3 separate regions of the Homo sapiens genome follow, and regions 2 and 3 are each linked to region 1. A link is a loop called in an ENCODE intact Hi-C map of the cell type or tissue named here. Cell type or tissue: endothelial cell of umbilical vein. All regions are shown on one strand.

Evidence for each region. Hi-C counts contacts between places; a loop is a spot of excess contacts. Peaks named below come from ENCODE experiments on the same cell type or tissue, not always from the same donor. Only the 100,000 strongest peaks of a DNase experiment are listed, where the experiment ranks them.
Region 2: it touches region 1 in a loop (2.8-fold over the local background); 9 of 110 quality-filtered maps call a loop at or near these places.
Region 3: a loop joins it to region 1, with 2.8 times the contacts of the local background. A loop is called at or near these places in 10 of 110 quality-filtered maps.

Annotation. Positions count from the first base shown.
Region 1 is chr1:231,865,477-231,867,976 of GRCh38, reverse strand. All of the region lies in intron 9 of DISC1 (DISC1 scaffold protein), which reads right to left. The region is part of intron 12 of TSNAX-DISC1 (TSNAX-DISC1 readthrough (NMD candidate)); the gene reads right to left. Among named protein-coding and RNA genes, the nearest start is that of DISC2, 48 kb to the right of the region's middle. In endothelial cell of umbilical vein, a CTCF peak has its summit at 1,119 (motif pointing left); a DNase peak (open chromatin) is centred at 1,106.
Region 2 is chr1:231,989,218-231,991,717 of GRCh38, reverse strand. The region is part of intron 10 of DISC1 (DISC1 scaffold protein); the gene reads right to left. All of the region lies in intron 13 of TSNAX-DISC1 (TSNAX-DISC1 readthrough (NMD candidate)), which reads right to left. Among named protein-coding and RNA genes, the nearest start is that of DISC1-IT1, 65 kb to the right of the region's middle. In endothelial cell of umbilical vein, no CTCF peak of the experiment used is centred here; a DNase peak (open chromatin) is centred at 1,137; H3K27ac peaks cover 539 bases.
Region 3 is chr1:231,970,590-231,973,089 of GRCh38, reverse strand. All of the region lies in intron 10 of DISC1 (DISC1 scaffold protein), which reads right to left. The region is part of intron 13 of TSNAX-DISC1 (TSNAX-DISC1 readthrough (NMD candidate)); the gene reads right to left. Among named protein-coding and RNA genes, the nearest start is that of DISC1-IT1, 46 kb to the right of the region's middle. In endothelial cell of umbilical vein, no CTCF peak of the experiment used is centred here; a DNase peak (open chromatin) is centred at 1,479; H3K27ac peaks cover 937 bases.

The DNA of each region.
Region 1 (2,500 bases):
TTAGCAGAGGAATGCTAAGGGGACAGTGGCAGCTTTTTTCTCTCCCTTGCGAATAGCCAGGTTTGAAGTGCTCTGCTCACCTTCTACAGATAGTCTTAACCAAGCTGATGATTCAGGCTTGGTGGATTAAAAAGACTGTGTCCTTTCATTAAGCCATACATAGTGCTCCAACTGTTTCCTAACCAGGGTTTCCAGTTCTTCAGTTTGTAATCATTTGCAAGGACTTAAAACTTTTCTTTCTAAACAAATCTAACTGTATGGGAAGATCTATCAACAACAGGAGAGGAAAACTGCTGACTTATGGGTAACACGACAATAACAAATGGGCCACAGGGCTGTGTGCCCAAGACTCATCTTTTTTTTTAAAGCTTGAAAATGAATTCCTCCTGTCTTGCACACTCAGGAGGGTTTACTAGCAGCCTAATTAATTAAGAGCATCTATGTATCTGATGGGGATGCTCCCATGGCTGGAACAGGCGCTCTCTGCTCCTCCTGGGTACCTCACTATTCCCTCTATTATTATTATTTTTTAAACACAGTTCCAAACCACTTTTTACAGCCTCCAGGGTCTAGCTACGGGAAACCTTCCACGAATCAGCCCCAGTTCTTCTATGCTGCCTATTCTCATCTGAAGCAAAAGAGGTACATCCGTTGCATGCTAAACAATTACTTTCTTTAAATCTTTCTCATTTCCGATCACATGGAATGGCAGTGTGATAGCTAACCAGACATGTGAATAAGTCATGGAAGATTTTTTTAAAGCAGATTTAAATAAAATATCCCTCATTATGGTGCTTAATTCCATCTACTGCTAAGAAGACAGCCATCTGGAGAATACCAGCAAGGTGGGTATTAAGGAGGCATGCGCACCCCATAACGTAACACTGAAGCAGAGGTTTGACGCCAGGCCTCAAGAAGACTGGTGATGCTATCAAGAAGGAATGTAATTGTGTTGATTTATGTGTTATTTTTATTCTGTATTTTAAAGGCATGAAGACTGGCTATCCCGAGGTGATAAATGAGGTCTTAGAAATGGCATCTTTCTTTTGAAGTTTGTCCCACGAAGTTGTACCCTCCTGCGGCAGAGGATGAGCAGACGGTAAGCTTTGCCACAGCGCCCTCTTGTGTTCAGAGAACCGCAATGACAACATTTCCTCGTATTAAGAAACTATCATGACTTTAATTACAGATTAATTATACCCTTTCGTCAAGGTTGAAAGAAGAATCCATACAAAGCACGACGACTAGAAAGTCGAAGACATGCTTTCTTTTCTTTTTTTCTTTTTATTGTGACATCATGTCTCTTCAATGCCCTTTCAATTAATAGTAGTTGAGCGCTGGGGGCTGAAGTCAGACTCTCTGGGTTCAAATCACAGTGCTGTGTCCTGCAGGCTGTCCTCAGGCAAGTTGCTGACTTCTCTGTGTCCAGGACTCTGCATCACAGTACTTATATCCTAAGGTAGTAGTGAACATTAAATATTAAGGACTTCGAAAGTGCCTGGAGCCTTGTAATAAGTGTTAGCTGTTGGTCATTATCATTGATGTTATTTTTTTTAATAAATCAAAGAATTGTTACATTTCTGCTTGAAGTGACTTCAGAGATAATTAAATCCAAGTTTTTCATTTTGTAGATGAGAAATCTCTGGTCCAAAGGAGCAAAGTGAACTGCCTACAGTTGCCTAATTAGTCAATGGCAGAGCTGAAACTGGAATTTAAATCTTCTGGTTCTCTAGGGCCCGGGTTTCTGTCTTTTCTGGAGAACAGCTCCCATAGGAAGCTCTTTTTGCTCTGCACGTGCAGGGGGTAGACTTGCAGGAACTTCATGCAGGGCCCTGGGGGGATGTGGGCCACTATGGGAAAGGCACTGAGCCACACACACACACCAGGCTCAGAGGTCTGGACACAGGAGTAATGAGTTGAGTAATCCCTGTCCTTTTTTGCCATGACAATGAGATCGATAATCCAAGACTTACAGAACTGGATGATGTGAACTATAGTCTGCCTAGAAATATTGGTCTTAACCACTTTCAGGAAGACTAAAATGACCACACACATATACAAAAAAGTCTAATGCTTGTAAATCTGTTTTTAGAGTACCAGATTCCTAAGCTGCCATATCTTCTGAGATAATATCCAACTCCAAAGCTGAGCTTCCAAGAGGGCCTTGTATGAATATGGAACTAAGAGGCACACTGGCTGCAGACCTGACTTCTCTCATGTACTGTTTCTGTTCATTTTCTTTTTAAAGAAAATATCGTATCACAAAAGGACAAATGTCATGTGATTCCACTTATATGAGGCACCTAAAGTAGTCAAATTCAGAGACAGAAAGTATAACAGAGGTTGCCAGAGGCTGGGGGAAGGGAGAATGAGAAGTTATTATTTAATGGGTGTGGCCAATATTGCCAAGGAAATAGACGTCAGTCTACAGATCAGTTAGTGTTTACATTTTCAAAATTCAACCTAATGTTTATTAGGCTAAAGATTATGTTATCTTGAA
Region 2 (2,500 bases), 120 kb before region 1:
ACACACCCTATAATAATAAAAAAAAAGTAACATACTTTGTCCACTTATTTTTCCTTTTGTAATTCTGCCAAAGCATGCACAGTCCTTAACTTTGGTGCTAAACATTCCCTCTTTGCATAGATATCCCTGTGATGGTTTGTGGGGCCCCCCGTTTTGATCAGTGCAAGCTCAACGTCAGGGAGAAGGGCTTCCTAGTAAGTGCCCTTCAGAAGTACAAGAGCTCCATTGAGTCTTGAGAACTATAGGATAAATGGAAACACATGCCACACTAAGGGCAGCCAAGGAATTTTAAAGGGAAGCAGGAGCAAGACAAGGAGAGAGCACTCCTCGTAAATTGCCTCTCAGCTTATCCCCTGAATACATTCCAGCAGCTCAACCCAGAAAGAATAGGCGCTGGCCAGACATTGCACTATAGGTAAAATGCGTTATTCTTCCTACTTCTCAGAACATACGGCTTCCCGAAGAGGGCTCGCTAATAAATGCCAAGAGTGGAATGGAAATAGATCTGCTAACAAGCTCTCACCCAAAATATTTTATCTGACAAATGTGTAGGTCAAAGAGTTAGAGAGACAATAATTATGTGCAGCTAAGTGGACACATATATCTGGCTGTTGGAGAAAGAAAACATAGAAATGTCCCCAAACTATTCTGTGTTCTAGAGAAGACAATGAATAAGCCATGCTGCTTGGCACACAGGTGCCGCCTGGCGAGGCTGATGGCTTACCATGAGAACTGCAGGACATACAGGCAGGACTGGTGTCAGGTGAAGGCCTTAGGGATGCTCTCCCTCGTATCTGGTATTCCCTACCCACAAACCAAAGAAGGGGATGATGTTACCTCCAAACACAGTAACTGCAGTTCAGGAGACGTCTATGACAAAGTTAGGAGCAGGAGAAGGGAAATGTCCCAGCAATGGTCAGCCTCTGTTTCTGATGTTGAAAAAGGAGCAGAGCTAGTGGCCTGCAGCCTCATCAGGGTGTGTCTGCAGGGGAAGCAGAGTCATTTCCAGTGCCCAAACCCAAAAGATGTAAGCCATGCCTACTTCTGGCAAAGAAAGCCCACACGTGACTCCTTTAAGAATGGCAGCCCACAAGTGCGAGACGGAAAGGCGAGAGGGAAGTAATCTGGGCTTTGTCTGACCTCACAGGCTGTCAGACTGTCACCCCAAGTACACAGAAGCAGTGAGGAATTTGACAACAGTATGAAGAGCAGTGCCAACAATCACATATGTTTCCTATCCAAGCAGCCCTATCACCCCCGATCTCCTACCACCACAGGGTTCCTACAGCATAAACACCTTTAGCTGTGGAGGGTGGTGCCTGGGTGGGGTGGGGGATGAGCAGGGGGACTCTTGGCCGGAAGGAGATGTCTTCAGGCCACCTGTGCTTCTGCTTGCCTTCCCCGTGTCTTTCCAAGACCTTTAGTGGTGGCCAGGACTCTCTGATCTATAACAGGGTGTCAGGCCTTCTCTGAGACTGATGGTAATGCCTTGTGCCTGTAGTGATCTGGTTTCCATGAACTGTGAGATAACAGAACCACCAGACAATACTAAGAAATATCCATTTCTCTTTTTCCCCATAACTCAGTGGCCCTAAGTATTACACAGACACATAGTGATGTGAGGATGGACATGGCTCATTGATGAAGTGGAAAGAGTTGGAAAGACTGCAGAACCAGTAGGGGAGGAGAAAACAGTGCCTCTTGAGTCCTAGACAAGGCAGTGCTGCAAGTTTTATCCCAGAAGCACAGGGAGATGCCCTCTGCCTGGAAGTGTAGTGTAGAAGCCAGACTGCATAGGTTCAAAGCCCAGCTCCACCGCTTGCAGTCGCACAGCGTTAGGTAAGATACTGAACTCGGTGCGCATGTGTTTCCTCATCCATAATGGAAGGATTGTTGGACTGTGGAGAGAACTGCACAGGTACTTGATATAAAGCACTTAGACCTGTGCACGCCCTACAGCAAGCAGGGTCTAAGTGCTAGCTCTTATTCCTGCCAGGTCTCTCACTTCTGCTCATATGCCTGTCTCATCTCGATCTTCCCAACTCTGTAGTTTCTCACAATAAGCAATTCTATAGCTCTTATCTCAGGCAATGTCTGCTTTATCCCTTAAAAGCCAGCTCTCTTTGATGCTCTCCCTCACTCCTCTTGGAAAAGCTAGTTATTCTTTCCTTCGTAGCAAAATAGCATTCTGTACCTGTATTTTGACATGAAGCATTTATTTTAATCATCCATGTACATGCGCTTCCCTACCAGAGCAAGGACTCTTCAAGGTCAGGGCATGCCTATGATAAGCAAATCCGCCAGTAAGTGAACAGATTTCTTAAAGGGTTTTCTTTAGCCTGCATTGCGTTATCTTTATGCCATCACCAAAGATTAGAAGAAATCAAAGCACAGACCAGAACACAGAAGTGAACTTCCAGCAGGACCTGCAGCATGGGTGGACCGTCAGCTGAAACAGCAGGAAGACCTATTTTCTCCATCTCATCTGTTTATGAGCCTG
Region 3 (2,500 bases), 110 kb before region 1:
GGATAACAGAGTGAGACTCCATCTCAAAAAAAAAAAAAAAAGAACAAGACATTGGCATACTAGTATACTAGTCTTACAATTCTCAAAATTACAATTGACTGGAATCCATCAAATGAGGCGATGGGGTCAGGTTGTAGAGGAAAGAGGAGACGCAGCCCAATATTACGGGTTTCACAGAGGGCCCGTGTACCCTATAGGTACCATATGGTCACCACTCTCAGTAACAGCTTATTTGCTTTTTCCTAAACCTTATAACCAGTTTCATTTGTTTCTTACTCTTGAGTTCAGGTAGTGCTAGTTCATCATAGACTGGCATAGCAACAGGCTAAGACATCAACTGCCATTTTCTTTATCTGCCTCTAAAATCCTATGTCGTGAGGTCTAGTGGCTGTGATTAACAGTCAGAGCTGGAGATTTATGCATGGAATCTGAAGCCAAATGAGCAGTCAATTTGTTTTCAGGAGTCTGTCTCTTGAGATTTGTATCTCTGGATATTGTCCCACTGAATTCTTCTTAGAGAAGAATCCTTCTTCCTAGGTAGACTAACATAGCTGGAGATGAGAAGCCAAGCTCTCATCATCACAGCTGCTATATAATGCCCTAAACACTCACCACCTGGGAAACAAAGATGGGGCCATATTCATTCCGAAATCATACAGTTACACTTGACTAAACTCTTCCAGTTGAAAGGCTTCATAGTCACTTACAGATCTAAGGAACCAGATGAAACATACTCCAGGTGAGCCCCTGCCCCTCTGGCAGGCAGAAGGGCAAGACATCTTACAGAAGCACATCTCTCCTTCATGCTCCAATAAGCCACACAAATGAGCACACTTATGCCAAAGCAACCCTCTAGAACAATTTCCATTTGGTAACTACTAGAGTTGACAAATGCCATCAACAAAACAAAAGTAAATTCTACTGAGCAGCAATAAATCAAGAAAATTCTAGAGACAGACAGTCAATTAAAAGAGACAGGCTTCAGTTCATTTGCAAAGTGAGACCGGGCAGCGTAATTACCGCTCTGCACTGGTGGAACGCCTCCATTGCAAAACCACAGCTGATAACCAGCATGTTCGTTATTTTCCCATTTACAGAATAATAAAGGAAATAACTCAGTCAAATGACTTCGTGTAATTGTCACAAGTCATCCTGTTGGTGATTCTCTTCTTTTTCTTAGTCCGCTAAATCATTGTATGATTTCTACTGGGGAATTTTTTTCTTAAAGAAGCACAACTGAAAGTCCCTGCTTTTGTGATGAATGGGAGCTACAGAATTATCTTCTGAGGCTTAGCATACAATACGATCACATAAAATTCTCTCAGCTCGAGAAACTTCATCTTTACATCAGCAGCAACAGAAGGAAAAAAAAATGTTTTCCGCCTGAGGCAGTTGTGATAAGGGATTTAGAACCCATCCTGGTGTCAGCATCCAGATATAATGGGATACAGCCCAGCACCTAAAGTGTCTGCAGCTCGCTCCCTTGTAACTAATGTTCTCACAGCTGTTGTATGACTCAGGGTGGCTGGAGAGGAAGGGGAAGAGGGAAAAAGGAGCAAAATGAATCATAGAAAATGTTGCATGTAATATTTTGTCTAACCTACATTTGCCACGGCTGCTGCAGAACTGTCAGTAAAGTGAGATAAGGACATTGAGCAAGTCTCAAAAATGACTGCATGCTAGAACTGAGCATCTGAGAAATTCCATGAGGGGTTTTACTTTTATTAATCATGTGTCTGAAGCTAACAGGTTCATACCATGTTAGCAAATTAAACTATCATACAATCTTGACGACGCTTCCTCGAATCATTAAAAAGTCTTCTCATTTAATTAATGACAAATTTGTTATCTACCTACTGGGGTTTCCATTGATACAGCAATTAATTTTTCTTTAAGATTTCCTAACTCCTAGCCAAATGCATCAAAAACACTCAAGCTATAATGGTTTATCTTGAGTTTAAAAAAACCATCTAAGATTGAACATTCACCATTAATTAATTAAACTGTCTTTTTAAAACTGTAACAGGTGCCATGAAATGTGCACACTGTGAAGCACATTGACATATCTGGGGATAATGGGTGCACAGGCTCATAGAGCACCATGGATATAACCTACACAAGACACTGCCTTCCTTAGCTCAGTCTCTTCCTTAGCTCAGGCCACGTAAAAATCACAGCTGAATGTCTTTCTGCCAACTTAAAGAAAGAGGAACCCTCTTTTCTCAGTCACTGGGCACCTTGCCAAGTCTCAGACCTTCTTAAATATTGGTTGATTTCTCAATTGATCTCAGTGGGCAGAGTGATCTTATCATTGCTTTACAGCAGAGAAACTTTGGGTTGAATTGCGCAAACCACAGTGGAACCTGTTTAATGAACCCTTTTCTTTTAAGTGATAATCAATCTCCTGTCTATTTTCTATTCTATTAGTGAAAGTCATGGTCATCTTTTTCTTCAGGCTATCTTTCAAAAACACCACCGCATTTGATTAAGTGTTGAATTA